2 separate regions of the Mus musculus genome follow, and region 1 is linked to region 2. Evidence: chromatin loops called from intact Hi-C (ENCODE). Cell type or tissue: gastrocnemius. All regions are shown on one strand. Links, peaks and the distances in the headings refer to the core of each region. The heading gives the core; the rest is flanking DNA. Region 1 has its middle 13 kb from the start of Gm32915. Region 2 has its middle 23 kb from the start of Gm33078.

The links. A loop is a pair of places that touch in the nucleus more often than their neighbours do. Peaks named below come from ENCODE experiments on the same cell type or tissue, not always from the same donor. Only the 100,000 strongest peaks of a DNase experiment are listed, where the experiment ranks them.
Region 1: a loop joins it to region 2, with 11 times the contacts of the local background. A loop is called at or near these places in 33 of 42 quality-filtered maps.

Annotation. Positions count from the first base shown.
Region 1 is chr11:57,814,979-57,823,306 of GRCm38, forward strand. No RefSeq gene overlaps it. Among named protein-coding and RNA genes, the nearest start is that of Gm32915, 13 kb to the right of the region's middle. In gastrocnemius, for the core only: a CTCF peak has its summit at 3,378 (motif pointing right); a DNase peak (open chromatin) is centred at 5,184.
Region 2 is chr11:57,930,632-57,938,959 of GRCm38, forward strand. No RefSeq gene overlaps it. Among named protein-coding and RNA genes, the nearest start is that of Gm33078, 23 kb to the left of the region's middle. RefSeq lists an enhancer at 1-705. In gastrocnemius, for the core only: CTCF peaks have their summits at 3,837 (motif pointing left) and 4,866 (motif pointing right); DNase peaks (open chromatin) are centred at 816, 1,878, 3,846 and 4,592; H3K4me3 peaks cover 284 bases.

The sequences.
Region 1 (8,328 bases), core at 208-8,207, 120 kb before region 2:
GGCCCCGAGCCATTTGGGTCACAGTGGAGTGGACCCAAGTCCCAGTCCTGGCTCCCTCAGCTGGAGAGAGGCAGTAGGTACCCAGCCCCTTAGTCATTGATGGCTGCCTAGAAGACTGGAGTCAGATGAAATACTACCATTAGAATCCCCAGAGGGGGAAGTCTTCAAAGGACTGTCCAGGCCCTTCCCATTACCCTCTGTCCCTGCCCTGTGGGGACAGACTGAAGAGATCTTGGTTTGGGTTGGGGTTTTTTGGTTTTTTTTTGTTTGTTTGTTTGTTTGTTTGTTTTCTGAGACAGGGTCTCTCTGTGTAGCCCTGGCTGTCCTGGAACTCACTCTGTAGACCAGGCTGGCCTCGAACTCAGAAATCCGCCTACCTCTGCCTCCCAAGTGCTGGGTTTAAAGGCGTGCACCACCACGCCCGGCCTGAAGAGACCTTGTGATAAGAGAAACGGAGATCCAGACTCTTCTGTAACTCCCAATGCCAAAGTATGAAGATTTTGCTTCACCAGCTCAGGGGCTGCTGCGTCTCCTCCTGCACTGACATTTGCTCTTCCCAGTCCCCAGATTAGTCACACACACAGACATCCCACAGTTGGAGAAGCCTGGGCTCTGTGACTGAGCTTTGAGCCTGCAGGTTCCTGAGACCCCCATGGCCTTACAGCACTGGGGGAGCAGGCTCAGCTTGCTGTGCCTTCGCCCACCCAGCTGTCTTCAGAAGGCCAAAGAAGGTATATGATAGGTTTCTTTTGTTGTCTGGGGTCCTGTTTGTTTTTTTACTGCAGTCTGGCTATATCCAGGCCAGCCTTGAACACATGACCCTCCTGCCTCTGCCTCCTGAGTGTTGGGATTATGGAGATGTGACACCTGGCTGTGGCTTTTCTTTTTGGCTTTTTTTTTTTTTTTTGAGGTAAGGTCTCATTATGTAGCCCAGGTTGGACTCTTAACCCTCTTACCTTGTCTTATCCTCTTAGTGCTGGGATTATGGAGTGCCCTGAGTAACTAACAATGTTATTTTTAAAATAAAGGTTAACAATGTTTTTATTTATTCTTCAGGAGCCCTATACAATGTATCTTGAACATATCCATCCCTGCTCCAACCCTCATATCCACTCTTACCATTTTCCCATCCCTTCCCACCCAGCCTTGAGATTTTGTCTTCTTTCTTTCTTTCTTTCTTTCTTTCTTTCTTTCTTTCTTTCTTTCTTTCTTTCTTTCTTTCTTTCTTTCTTTCTTTCTTTCTTTCTCTAGCAAGTCCAGTTTGCGTTGCCCCTTGGGGGTGGGGCCTGCCCTGGCTTGAAGTTCACCTACCAATCAGTCACTTCACTAAAACCTACTCTCCCTCTCTCAGCAGCTATCAAAGACCTCCTCAACTCACCTCCCCCACGCCCCCACCCTTGCTGGGATTTTGTGTTAATTGCCATCTACTTAAAGGGAGAAGCCTCTTTGTGGAGGGGCTGAGTGATGCTCCGATCTGATCTGATCCGTGGGTGTGAGGGCACATCCTTATGAGTCTGGATTAATACTATGTCCATTTAGAAGAGTAATAGAATCAGGTTCTCCCTTAGGGTCCATGACCTGTCTGGCCACGGGTGTGAAGTCATCGCTCCAGCATACCCAGCTCAACTGATGGAAGTTTTCAAAGTCCAATCCTCTCTTGTCACCATCCATGCAGTCTCAGAATGAGAAGGCCAGCCAGAGGTGGGAGGGCATACTTGTGATCCCAGCACTTGGGAGACCGAGTAGCAGGTCAGTCGTTCATTCAATGCCATTCTTGGTACAGAGCAAATTGGAGGAAATCAGGAGAGTGAAAGAGAAAAATAAGGAACTGGGGAAGGAAGGGAGGGAGGGAAGGAGGGAGGGAAGGGAGGGAGGGAGGGAGGGAAGGAAGAGGAGGGGAAGGAAGGAAGAAGGGAGAGGAGGGGAAGGAAGGGAGGGAGGGAGGGAGGGAGGGAGGGAGGGAGAAGGGAGAGGAGAGGAAGGAAGGAAGGAAGGAACGGAGGGAGGGAGGGAGGGAGGAAGGAAGGGAAGGAAGGGAGGGAGGGAGGGAGGGAGGAAGTGGAGGAGAAAGAAAGGAAGGGAAGGAAAGGAAGGAAGGGAAAGAAGGAAGGAAACAAAGGTGTATGTGTGTCTTTAAACCTAGGACTTGTTTAGATTACAAGGCTCTTCCTATGAACTGTCAGGCACACTGTACAGCACACAGCATCTCACAGACATTCACTTAGCTCATCTCACGATAGTCCTGTGAGCAGAGTCTCCCATTTATAGGGATGTAGATACACTCAGCGCCGTGTGGCATTCACCCACCCTCTCATCCCCAAAAGACAATGAGGTGTTAGAACTACCTCGGGAGTGGACCCAAGATTCGTTTGGCTCCAGGAACACTTGTTACACTCACAGCGAAGAACCTGAAGTGCTGTGCTTTGAAGCCACACTGCTGTAGGTCAACCGTGTCCTCCTCCATGGGATTTGTTCAGTTTTAATGAGGGATTCTGAGAGGTCACTACAACTCTAGTTAGGGAATTTAATGGGGTCTAATGGAGGTTAACAAGGTACACTCAACCTTCCGGCCAGGTTTTAGCTTCCCAGGGCCCAAGTGTATTAATAGGAAAAGGACTACTGATCCCTGCAGGGTTTAATGGGGTTAATGAAGCCATCTGAGGTTGGCGAGAGGGACAGTGCAGGAGCACACTTCTGCTAAAGAGTCTTGCTGCTGCAGGTCAGTATGGGTTTATTAAATGGCTGTCACCTGCTGCTTCTTCCCCTGGACACCACGTGGAGAGACAGCCAGGGCTGGTCACCAACACTGTGCCAGCTGGGAGAGCCCTGGTTGGTGGGTTTGGGAGTAGGCTGCTTCCTGGTGCTTTCTGGGTGTTGTCTAAACAGTATAACGGTCATCAGTTATGTGTGCCCTAATTAACATTTGACCAATGGCTCTCAACCTTCCTAATGCTGCAACCCTTTAATACAGTTCCTCATGCTGCGGTGACCCCTCCCCACACCATACAATTATTTTACTTCATAACTGCAATTTTTGCTACCGTTATGATCATGGTGTAAATATCTGATATGCTCAATGGTCTTAGGCAACCCCTGTGAAAGGATCAGTGGACCCCCAGAGAGGTGGAGACCCAGAAATGGTAGAAAATGAGCTTGAACTTCTAATTTCCCTGCCTGTACCTCCCAAGCGCTGGGACTATGGGCATGCACCACCACTTCCCGTTTGATGGGAGTCATAGCCCCATGCCTTCTAGGCAAGCACATTACCGACTAGACCTCATTCCCAACCTCCAAAGCCACTTTTTAAATTGTATAAGTACATATATGTACATTATGTACATTTATATGTATGTTATATATACATTATGCTACCTGTGTGCACACGCAGGGAAGCCAGAAGAGGGCGCCAGATGCCCTGGAACTGGAGTTATAGGTGACTCTGTAAGCCACCCAACATGGGTGCTAGGAACCAAACCCTGGCCCTCTAGAAGAGCAGTCAAGGCCTGTTTACTGTCTCTCCAGACCACTGCTTGTTATTTTTGTTTGGTGGTTTTTTGAGAAAAGGTCTCTCTGTGTATCCCTGGCTATCCTAGAACTCTCTGTGTAGATCAAGCTGTCCTAGAACAGGCTGGCCTCGAATTCAGTGATTACCCCTGCCTCTGCCTCCCCAGTGCTGGGATTAAAGCCCTGCACCACCACTGCTGGGCAACAATGCAGACTTAAATCTGGGCAACACTTGTGCCTTATAAAGGGCCATCACCCAGGTAGGTTTTCATCACGTGCTGTGGAACCCGTGGCAGTGGGGAAGAGGAAAGCAGAAGTCATCAACTGGTAATGTATTGGCCATGAGTCACTGTGTGCCGGGTTGGATGCGAAGCACCTTACAGGCCTTGACAGCTGATACTGGGCAGGCCTTGGAGCAGAACAGCCACCATCTCCAACAGACCGTGCCTACGTGTAAGGGACTATCGTGGATCAGCAGAGCCTGGTGACTGTTGACATGGCCAGGGTCATTAGACCCTCACCTGAGGTTCCAGCTGCTCCCCCCAGCCATTTGTGTGCAATTCTACCCAAATGGCACTTGGACTAAAGGGACTCGGGAAAAGCTAGGGTTTGTAGTCTGGGAGAGCCGAACTAAAGAGGGGCTCCATCAATTGCAACTAGGGGGAAACCATCAGCCCTAGTGGGTGAAGACCTTCCAGTGCACCTGTGCAGCCTCTTAACTGTGGTCTATGAGGAAGCATAGCAAAATCCTGGGTCCGCAGACTGGATTGGTGAAGTCACGCTTTAGTTAGTCTTTGGGTTCTAGGAGGAAGGGTGGACGTTGCTTACATCGCCACAGAGAGAAATTCTTCCCTCTTGACCACATCAGTGTGCAATTACCTAGGACACCCCAGAGTGAGGACTGAGGGAGACCATGATGACACGACCCAAATCCCTCCAGGGATTTGTCTAAATGACATGAAGTTGGACTTGGTTGAAATCAACGTGAACAGTTTCTTGGCAGCCATCTCCAGCTGAGTGGTTTTGTTTCCTCTCCAGCTGCTGATATCACATCTACATTTCTGCCTAGGAATATTTCCAAAGCTGGACATGGAGTGATAGTGAGGACAGCTGCCTGTTAGATAACCTTCCAGGAGGTAGAGAGAATGGTAGAAGCCTGAGGTATATGCTGACAGTCACAGAGACTCACCAAGAGTTCAAGTCCTTTCCTGGGAGCTTACGGTGAGCCTCTTGCATGCAACCCTCAGCACACAGAGAACAGGAAAGTTGATAGTGTCAGAGAGATGAAAGAAGTGTAAGATCGTTAGTCTTATGGAAAACCCACTTTGCCCTCCATCAGCCCAGTACAGCAGATCGATTTCTGTGGGACTGCCAGGCTTTCCATGGCCTCTGTTCATAGAAAGTATGCCCTAGTATTTTGGACTTTGCAAAGCAAGGGGGCCCAGATAAATGTCTCCGCGTGTCCTCGGGTCAGAAAGCCTAAGTGATCTTAGACTGCAGACCCTGTGTTATCTCGGGAATTGGCATCAGGCCCAGAACTTCCGATTGGATAAGCCTGCTGGGTCTCTTCTCGGTGCCCAAAATCTCCTAGGTTCCCATCTGTGCTACTTATCAAGAGAGGCTTTTAGATTTTGAGGGACTTTTTTTGCACTCACAGCGCAGAAGAGGCAGTCTGGCCACCAGGGGGCGCCCTCTCCTTGGTTGGCGGCAGCCTGGGCCACAAGGCTTTGGCTGTTAACTCATGCAGGCAGGTCCTAGACAAGCAGAAACCAAGTAAGAGTTCTGGTCCCGTGCCCTTGATTTGCAGCTGGCCAGTGATCAGAGCCACACAGCCTAGGCTTCTACCCTACAAGCACACACATAAACATGCCACCACCACCATCTCAGACCTGTGACTGGCCTAACACTAGCCCTGCTCTGCCATGCCCTAGGAATTCTGAGCAGGCCAAGGTGCTCATCCCAGCCACCACAGCAGCCATATGAATGGCTGTGGTCCATCGACCACCTCGTCTCAAGGCCGGGCAGTTTTCCATCTTTGCCCCCATCTCCAGGAGCTAGTCTCCCCTTTCATGAAAAGACAACTCTTACTCAGAGAGGTTAAGACACCAGCCCCTCAACACACAACTCATCCAAGGCGCTCAAAGTGGTTGTGAATATATTCTGTGGAATTCAAGCGGGTCTCTCTCCTGACCTCAGTATGTGATATTCAGCTTCAAAACACTGATTTGCACCCATTTTAGCCTGAAGCCTGAAATGAAGACAGATATGACAAACTTCCCACCTTCACTCCCCCCCCCCCTTCTTTTGGAACTCAATTTGTAGACCAAACTGGCCCTGAACTCACAGTGATCCACCTGCCTCTGCCTCCAAGTGCTGGGATACTACCACACCCAGTTTAAAGTTTTTCTTTTCTCCCCACCACCACCACCCCTGGCTTTTTGAGACAGGGTTTCCCTATGTGTGGCTTTGGCTGTCCTGGAACTCTGTAGACCAGACTGGCCTTGAACTCACAAAAGATCTACCTATAGTCCAGGGGTTAAAGGCATGTGCCACCATACTTGGCTCTGGTCAGCCTATCTGAGATGTTAAAGGGCAAGCTACAAGATGATTGACTGGAGCGCTCCTGACTTACAAGGCTCAGGAAATGTCACACCAGCTCACTCCCCCATTCCGGCCTCACCCTAGAACTCAGGTGGCTCTCACTGCAGACTGGAGAGCCAGGCTGTCTGAGTCTGAACCTTAGCTCTTCAGCTTAAGAGTTACACGATTGAGGGGCTGGCGAGATGGCTCAGAGATGGCTCACTGATTAAGAGCACCGACTGGCCTTCCGAAGGTCCCAAGTTCAAATCCCAGCAACCACATGGTGGCTCACAACCATCCGTAACGAAATCTGATGCCCTCTTCTGGAGTATCTGAGGACAGTTACAGTGTACACACATATAATAAATAAATAAATCTTTGGAAAAAAAAAAAGGGTTACACCATTGAATAGACAGTCAAATCCTTGGCCCTGCTTGGTGAAATATACCTTTAATACCAGCACCCATGAGGCAGGGGCAAGGGATCTGTGTGAGTTCAAGGCCATCCTGGTCTACATAGTGAGTTCCAGATCATCCAAGGTTACATAGTGAGACATAGTCTCAGAAAATAAATAAGCGAACAAACAAACAAAACAAAAAACTGAACTCCTGACTCTATAAAGAAGCAGGCAAGTCCGGGTAGTTTAAACAACACTATCTGAAACACACTCGGGAGCTGGAGAGCAAGCTTGATTGGTAGATCGCTACCTAGCATACATGAAGCCCTGAGCTCAGTTCTTAGCACTTCATAAACTGCGATGACACACCTGTTCCTAGCACCTAAGGGGTGGAAGTAAGATAAAAAAATCAAAGTTACCCTCTCATACACAGAGAGTTCAAGGCTAGCCTGGACTACTTAAGAGGTCCAATCACAGTCAATCAATTACAGTAAACACTCAGGGTTTTGTTTTGTTTTAAAGTGGTGGCTTGGGGCTGGAGAGATGGCTCAGCGGTTAAGAGCACTGACTGCTCTTCCAGAGGTCCTGAGTTCAAGTCCCAGCAACCACTTGGTAGCTCACAACAGTCTGTAATGAGATCTGACGCCCTCTTCTGGTGAAAAGACAGTGGCAGTGCACTCATATACATAAAATAAATAAATAGCCAGGCAGTGGTGGCACCACTTTTAGTCCCAGCACTTGGGAGGCAGAGGCAGGCAGATCTCTGAGTTCAAAGCCAGCCTGATCTACAGAGTAAGTTCCAGGATAGCCAGGACTTTACAGAGAAACCCTGTCTCAAAAAACCAAAATAAATAAATCTGAAAAAAAGAACAAAAAGTGGTGGCTTATTGTCATGATCACTGTTGCCAAGTCTGTGTTGCTGATTGACTATTTGTATCTGTATGTGTATAAATGGTTTGGGTGCATGTGTGCCCGGTGCCCCAGAAGGCCAGAAGATGACACCAGATCCCTGGAACTGGAATTATGCACAGTGTGAACTATGTAAGTTCTGGGAGCTGTGCACAGGTTCTCTACAAGAGCAACAAGTGTTCTTAATCACTGGGCTGTCTCTCTAGCACAAGCCTCTCTCTCTCTGTGTCTCTCTGTCTCTCTCTCTCTAGCACAAGCCTCTCTCTCAGTCTCTGTCCCTCTCTCAATTTACTTATTTTTGGGTTAAAGAACCAGCCTTTTTTTAAAAAAATATTTATTTATTATTATATGTAAGTACACTGTAGCTATCTTCAGACACCCCAGAAGAGGGCATCAGATCTCATTATGGATGGTTGTGAGCCACCTTGTGGTTTCTGGGATTTGAACTCAGGACCTCTGAAAAAGCAGTCAGTGCTCTTAACCACAGAGCCATCTCTCTAGCCCAGAACCAGCCTTCTTAAGTCTTTTTTAAAATAGAAATTTAAGAGCTAGAGAGACAGCCCAGTGGTTAAAAACACTGGTTGCTTTCAAGTTCCTGTGTTCGACTCCCAAAACCCAGATGGTGGCCCATGACTATCTGTAACTCTGATACCTTGAGGTCTGACACCATTTTCTGGCTTCCTTGGGCACCAGGCATGCATGTGGTACACAGACATACATGCAGGCAAAACACTCATATACATAACATAATTTTTTTTGAAAACTTAAAGTAATTCTTAAAATAAAATTTAAGTACATGTGTTCATTTGTTGTGTTGTGTGCACATGTGTGTGGGGACACAATGCCAGGTGCATGTGTAAAGGAGAGGACAATTTTCCGGAGATGAGCGCCTCAAGCTTGACAGCAAGCACCTTTACCCACTGAGCCATCTGGCCAAA
Region 2 (8,328 bases), core at 160-8,159:
TTTCATTATTTTATGTGTATGAGTACACTGTAGCTGTTTTTCAGACACACCAGAAGAAGAGGGCACTGGATCCCATTACAGATGAGAGTAAGCCACCATGTGGTTGCTGGGACTTGAACTCAGGACCTCTGGAAGAGCACTCAGTGCTCTTAACCACTGAGCCATCTCTCCAGCCCTCTTGCTGAGCTTGGATTCCTGACCCTTCTATATCCACTGGGGCGTTGGGGTAACAGGTGTTCCCGTGGTGCTGTGGATCAGACTCAAGGCTTCATGCATGCTAGGCCAACTTTACTGCTGAGCTGTGCTCCCAGAGGCTCTCTAGAACTTCAAAATCTTTTCTTTCCTTCTATCATGTTCCTATTCCTTTCTTTTTCTTTTTCCTTTGTTTCTTTTTTCTTTTTGGTTTTTAAGACAGTGTGTGTGTGTGTGTGTGTGTGTGTGTGTGTGTGTGTGTGTGTGTGTGTGTGTGTGTGTGTAGTCCTAGCTATCCCTCCATCTATAGACCAGGCTGGCCTGGAACCCAGAGATCCACCTGTCTCTACCTCCTGAGTGTTGGGATTAAAGGCGCGCACCAGCACTGACTGGCGCTGAAACTTCAAAGCTTTCTACGAAAGAGAGAACTGCATGTCTTTCCAAAAACAAACAAACAAACAAACAAACAAACAAACAAACAAAACAGTCATTGTTAGGCCACCAGATGCTCTCAATGTCTCTCCTGCTTGGAAATTTGTGTTAAATACATCTTAGCATGGCATGCTAAGACTGCCTGCTGCAGACAGCCTGGGCATATACCCAAAGTGCAGTACCAGCCAAGCATAGTGGTTCCTGCCAGTAATCTCAGGGCTTGAGAGGTGAAGGCAGGAGAATCAGAAGTTCAAGGCCAAGCTGGGCTGCAGGAGAACCTGTCTCCAAAACTAAACAGAAAATGCACGGGAACCATGGTACATGGCTTTAATACCAGCACCTGGGAGACAGAAGCAGGGGAAAGCCTTTGAACTCCAGGCCTGCTAGAGCTAGAGAGTGAAATTCTGTGGAAATTATGGAAGGAAGAGAAGGAGGGAGGGAAGAAAGGAGGGCAGGAGGGAAAGTACACAGGCAAATAGTATCTGTGGGGGTAGCTTGAGGTAGTCTGCATTTTAGCCAGTCCACCCTAATGCTCTCCAACTTGGAGACCCTCTGTGCTGAGGTAGCCTCCCAGGCCAGTAGGCCATGTAGGAGGCACAGAGAAGGAGTAGATTGAAACACTCCTCTCTGCCCCACTGCACGGACCCTCTTCAAGGAAGAGTATAGCAGGAGCTTCAACAATGCCTCTTTGTGAAATGAAGGCAGACAAATCAGTTGACAGTGTCTCCGTAAGCCTGGAAGGGTAGGCCCATGTTCAAAGTCCAGGTGGCCAGAGACCATTCGGCAGAACGAGACCCTGGCTAGAATGCCCCAGTCCTCGTTGCTGGAAGGGAGACAAGGAGACCCAAGAGCCCCACTCTAATGCTAGATTCTAGCCAGACTCAAGAAGGAACCATATCTGTTCCCAAGCCCGGGCCTTGTTCCATGCTTCCCAGTGCCTGCCATGTGCTGTAACCATGGGTACCAAATCCCTCCCACCTGCTACTCCAGGTCCTCAAACATACAGTCTTTTGTGGTAGGAAGAAGGGAGCCCCAGATCCCAGTTGTTCTGAGAAACCTGGTCAATGTGTTGACTGCCAAGGCGCCTGGGATCTAGGGCCATAAAGGGTCTATGCTTCTGAAGTGAGGTCCCAGCTCTGCATTTGAACAAGTTCTGGGGAAATTCTATACTCAGCCAGATCCTAAGGCCCCACGATGTCGTATACAGATGGTACCCTGACACCAGGAGCCTGGCCTTGTAGTGAGTCTACCCCACAAGGGGCCCTTCCTCCTCAATGGTTTCCCCTTGCTGCCAACATCCAAAGGCTCCCGTGGCTTCTCCTGCCCCTGGCCTGAGGCCCAAACCAGGTATGAAGAAAAGCTAAGAGGATGAGGAACCTGAGGCAGGAATAAAAACCTCAACTCAAAACAGCATTGAGACCTCTGCTCACATTCTGGGAGCCTTGACTGCCCTGGGGTTTCTCTTAGGTAGAAGATCAAGGTCAAAGCTTAGCAGACAGGTGATAAAGCCTTAGTCCCTGGCCTGACCAGAGCTCCTTCTGGAACCCTCCCTCCCTCCCCCTGATCCCCGCCTTCTTTCTTAAATATGGATCCATAAAAATCCACACAGCACCGGGCATGAATGGTGCATGCCTTTAATCCCAGCATTCGGGAGGCAGAGGCAGGTGGTTTCTGAGTTCGAGGCCAGCCTGGTCTACAAAGTGAGTTCCAGGACAGCCAGGGCTATACAGAGAAACCCTGTCTCGAAAAACAAAACAAAAAACAAACAAACAAACAAAATCCACACAGCAAGAGGAAGTGTAAAATTGCCAAGCTGTTACATAGGAAGCCACTGCCACCTCACGAGGGTGTGGGCCCCCAGGGGTGCCCTGGAAGGCTTGAATTCTTTCACTCTCACCTTCTTCCACTCTCTCCCCTTCCACTCATCTCCTCCCCCAGCCCTCTGCTGGCGGGGAGCTTATCAGCAAGGAGTGGCCCCCTGCTAATCGCCTGAGCTCCAGGCCCAGGATTAACCTTGCAGACCTGGGGCCAGGGTCAGCAGCCCTGGCTACCAGTCAAGCCCCATGGTCTTAGCTGTAGAAGGGGGGCCAGGATGGGGGCTCAACTACAGACTGGAGCCAACGGGAGCCTCTCAGTCTCCACTTAGAGCCCTGCAGGGGCTTCCCCTGATCGGGGAATAGAATCCAGACCCTGCCTGCCCCAGGCCTCTCTGACAGGTCCTGCCACTCGGGTGACCCTCCCCCTCCCTCTTAACGTTCTCCCCTCCACTCTTGTTCTCTGACTTGGCTCCTCCTAAATCTAAGCCCTTCTTTCCAGGCCTTCTAAGATGTCCTATGCTGAATCTTCTTTAGCTTCACACACACACACACACACACACACACACACACACACACACACACACACACACACACACCCCTGCAGTCCCCTCCACTCCCTTCTGTCACAATCACCCTATTTCCCCTGTTAGGTTTAGCTTTCTTCTTCTTCTTCTTCTTCTTCTTCTTCTTCTTCTTCTTCTTCTTCTTCTTCTTCTTCTTCTTCTTCTTCTTCTTCTTCTCCTTCTCCTTCTTCTCCTTCTTCTCCTCCTCCTCCTCCTCTTTCTCCTTCTTTTCTTCTTCTTTGTCCTCTTCCTCCTCCTCCTCCTTTCTCTTCTTCCTCTTCCTCCTCTTCTTGTTTTTTGCTTTGTTTTGTTTTTCAAGACAGATTCCCTCTGTCTAGCCTTTGCTGTCTTGGAACTCGCTCTGTAGACCAGGCTGGTCTCAGACTCACAGAGATCCTCATGCTTCTGCCTCCCAAGTTCTGGGATTAAAGTCATCGCTCATCACCTGAACCCTGGTTGGCTTTTCTATCTGCCTTTACCACTTTACCATGAGCGGAGATCATTACACCCAAGGCTAGGGTGGAACTCAGGATGGGACTCCATGATGATCCGTGGAGTTCAAGGATGAGGGCAGTACAAGTGTCCAGTTAGCCTGGGTTCCAGGCTGGGCTCAGGGTACCAATAGGGAGAATACTGAGCCAGTACCCACTGGGAGAGAAGACGGGTATTCAGAGGAGCCAGGATGAGCCCCAAGGTTGTCCTGGAGGCCGAAGGGACTATTTAAGTGTCCCCTCTGGTAGAAGCTGAGGGCATGAGGAACAGAGGCAGAAAACTCTTCATTTCCTCAGATTCCAAACCCTGGCCTGTCTAACCCTGGTCTTTATCGCCACCTGCTGGCTGGGTGTGGAATGACACCAGGTCGGCCATCATCTGCGGGACTCCAGCCCGAGGTTCCTCCACAAGGTACAGGAAGCCACCAAAGTCTCGCTCAGCCCTGGAGTCTGCATCCTGCTGGGCTTTCAGGACATCCCCGGGCAGGAGACCCGTGCCATCCATCAAGAGGGACCTTGGCTAAGTCAGGCTGCTGCCACCGTGGAAAAGTGTCCTGCAGAGAGCGGGCTACACCCTGTTCCCAAATGTGAGTAGTCCGCCATGGGCCCAGGACTCTGTATTCCGAGTCAGGATGGGCTCGATGCTCAATCTCATCTTCCCCATGCCAGATGCCCTAGGAGCTCAGAAGGTGGAGACAGCTGTATCACACCCCCACACAGACGCACTCAGGTATGCACACTCCTGCACCTCTGAACCTAGATTGACATTTCCTTCTCTCTCTCTGTTTATTGTTTCTCCATCTTCCTGCGGCAACGCCTGGAGAAAGGACAAGGTCCCCTGAGCTACTACTGTTCTGGTTTGGGGTGAGGCTTTGTTTGTTTGTTGTGTTTGTTTGTTTATTTGTTTGGTGTGTGCATAATATGTGTGTGGACACATACCTCCCGGCACACATATGGACAGCTTGAAGGAGTTGATTCTCTCCTTGCATCATGTAGATCCCGGGAATCGAGCTCAGATCACCAACCAGGCTTGGCGGCAATCGCCCCTACCCACTGAGCTGTCTGGTGACCCCTCAATTACTGAACTGATAAACCTGGCAGCACTCAGCTCTCACCTGTGCTGGCTGGCACAGGTGCCTGCCTGCAGGCTCAGAGCTACCCTTTCTGCCACTCACAGCACTACATAACTGGGGGAACTGGGACACTGAGGTCAGCCATGCGCACTCAGGTGGGCGTGTTCCTCATGACAGCTTTCTCCAGATGCACGGGAGTACTCTAATAACTGTAAACTCACCTGCTTCCATCCCTTGCTGTGTTCCTTTTTTTTTTTTTTAGATTTATTTATTTATTTATTATATATAAGTACACTGTAGCTGTCTTCAGACACTCCAGAAGAGGGCGCCAGATCTCGTTACGGATGGTTGTGAGCCACCATGTGGTTGCTGGGATTTGAACTCAGGGTCTTCGGAAGAGCAGTCAGTGCTCTTAACTGCTGAGCCATCTCTCCAACCCCCTTGCTGTGTTCTATGGTCACTGTGAAGAGGTGCACAGAGACAACCAGGTGGATAAGCTAGCACTTGGATTTTAAGATTGCTGGTTGCTTGCTCGCTTGCAAGTTTGATTCCAGGTCTAACGCATCCCAGGCTGACCTCAAATTCACTCTGTTCAAAGATGATCTCTACCTTTTATTTTCTTACTGTTGTTGTCATCATCATTATTGTGAGGATCGAACCTTGAGCCTCACTCATAGGAGACGAGCGTATGTAGTCCTGGGGACAGGACCTAGAGTTTCCTGCATGCTTAGCAAACACCTTAACCCACTGAGCCACACCCCCAGCCCTCTGGAGCAAAAATTTGATTAATTTTTTTTTGACTGTGAGTTTCTTCTAACTAACACTCACCTTCCTTTCTGTACACTCTCGGGGTCCCCTCTCTGTTCACCCACAGTCCTCCTCAACTAGGCAGCCAGTTCAAATGGATGTCTACCTAAGATCCCACACTCTGCCACCCTCCACGGTGTGACTCCTAGCACAGTGTCTTGACCTCTCTGGGTCTCCCTCTTTGAAGTGTGTACTTCAAATAACAGTACTTAATGCCCCTGAGAAGACAGCAAGCAATAAGGGACTATGTGAGCCAGGCAATCTGGGACCTGAAAGTGCTCAGGGAAGGGACCAGAGAAATTCTCACCGTAAGTCTCCTCCATGAGCATTTTGAGGATGTTTGTACTGAACGTAAGAGAGCTGAGGGGCTATCAGGGACCCTGGTCTATCCTGGTTACCGTAAGCCACAGGTGAAGCACCGAGAGGGAAAGTTATTTGCTTAAAGCCACGCCCCCCGTCAGAGGGAAGACTGCTGGGAATTCAGTTCTTACCTACGTGTGATGGCGCATGCCTGTAAGCTCAAGGAAGTTGTAGTAGGATGGCCTCGAGTTCGAGTCCATCCAAGGCTGCATCTTGTGCTCAAGACTCATTGGTGATACGTAGCAAACCTCTGTTCCAAACAAACAGCAAGGTGGCTCAGTGGTTAGAGCCAAGAGATGGCTCAGCAGTTAAAATCACTGGCTGCTTTTCCAGGGGACTTGGGTTTGGTTCCCAGCACCCACATGGTAACTTACATCATCTGTAACTCTAGTTCCATGGGAGCTGATCCCCTCTGTGGCCTCCTTGGACACTAAGTACTCATGCGCTGCATAGACATACACACAAGCAAAATGCCCACACATGGAAGACCGATGGTGCTTTGAGAATGTTTTTCTGATCTAGAGAGTTTGAAGTAAGGGTTTTTTTTGTTGTTGTTTTTTGTTTTTTGGGTTTTTTTTTTTTAAGAGGTCTCGGGGCTGGAGAGATGGCTCAGAGGTTAAGAGCACTGACTGCTCTTCCAGACATCATGAGTTCAATTCCCAGCAACCACCTGGTGATGGTGGCTCACAACCATCTGTAATGGTATCCGATGCCCTCTTCTGGTGTGTCTGAAGACAGCTACAGTGTAGTCATGTACATTAAATAAAATGAGAGAGAGACAGAGATACAGAGAGGCACAGAGACAGAGAGAGACAGAGAGGTCTCAGGTATCCAAGGCTAGCCGGGAATGTAGCCAAGAATGACTTGAACTTCAGATGCTCCTGTCTGTACCGCCTCACTGCTCAGATTGCTCAGATCACGGGTGTGGATCATCGAGCTACCTCTCTCTGGAGCTGGGCATCTCATCCAGGGTTTCGTTCGTCCTGGGCAAGCACTCTACCAACTGAGTTTCTTTGTTTTTCATTTTGTTTTGGGGGTTTTGTTTTTTTTTTTTTTAAGATTTATTTATTGTTATATGTAAGTACACTGTAGGTATCTTCAGACACACCAGAAAAGAACATCAGATCTCATTACGGATGGTGGTGAGCCACCATGTGGCTTCTGATATTTGAACTCAAGACCTTCGGAAGAGCAGTCTTAACCGCTGAGCCATCTCGCCAGCCCTCATTTTTTTTTTTTAAGACAGGATTTCACTGGCCTAGAACTCAGAGCCATGCACCTGCCTCTGCCTCCCAAGTTGCTCCCAAGTTGAGTGGTGTGCTGCACAACACCTGAGTGAGTTCTGGTTTCAGTGTGTAATCCTGTTCTCAGCGGGTGAGAGGACCCCACACACCTCCCACTTCCCTAACGGCTCTCTCTCCTACCTCTCCATCCCCATGCCCCTCCCTCAGGTCTCAGAGCGCACTCTCTCAGACTCCAGTGTTTCAGGCAGAGCTTGCCCCAAGAACCCCACCGGCCTCAAGCTAGATTCTGCTACCCTGGGGATCCTGTGCTCTCTGCTGGCCCCTGGTCTGGCTTCTTTGCATAAGTGTCAAGACAGACTCTCTGAAAGGGCCTGGCCAGACACAGCTAACCCCTAACATGTCTTCAGACTTGACCTGGTCCCCACCTTTTCTGAGATCACTTCATCCCAAATCCTGAGTAAGCCTGGTGTCTCCCTTTTCTCTCAGAACAGCCCAGAAAGGTGTGTGCCCTTCGATAAACATAACCCACGCCTAACCTTGCTCATGACGTCTGTGCATTATCCCCTGTCCAGATTCTCCTCAGCTCAGCCCTGAGAGGAGGGTGCTACCTGCCCACCTGTGAAATCCCTGTCCCATCCATTACACCTCCCCATCTCTGGCCCACTCAGCCAGCCCAGGCTCCTGTAGAGTCAACGAATGAAAAACCAGTGTCACTGGCTCTGATGACACCTGGGCATGAGCGACAGCTTTAGCCAATTAACATTCCTTCAGGGTTTGGGTCTGCTCCCTTCAGTAGCACCTCATAAATGTCAGGAGGTGGTTGGGAGGGACCCCAACTCCTGTGGCCTGACTCAGGCAGGCACCCCAGCTTCCAGAGGCTAACAGGACTCCAGTGAGAATATTAGAACAAGAGTTCTATGGGTTCCAGAGAGACTTGCAGTGTTCACTGGAGGCTGAAAGGTTTTTCAAAATGGACGGTATTTTTCCTTCCTGGTAAAGAAGGCCTAGTCTAGCATGTAGACAAGAGATGACGAAGCTTTCTTCTTTCCCACAAGGCCCAACTGCATTGTGTGGATGGAGTATGTGTAGTAGGCCTGGCAGCCTCCTGGTGACCAGGAACTTAGTTAGACATCATTTCTGCTGAGTCTCTGAGGTGAGACTAATGTTTGAATTGGTGGCTAAGAAAAGCGACCACCTCCCTCGGTGATGGGCTTCTCCAACCCAGGAGAAGCCTAAGTAGAGCATAAGGTCAATAAAAAAAATCTCTTAGTTGGGGTTTCACTGCTGTGAAGAGACACCATGGCCAAGGCAACTCTTATAAAGGAAAACATTTTATTGGGCCTGGCTTA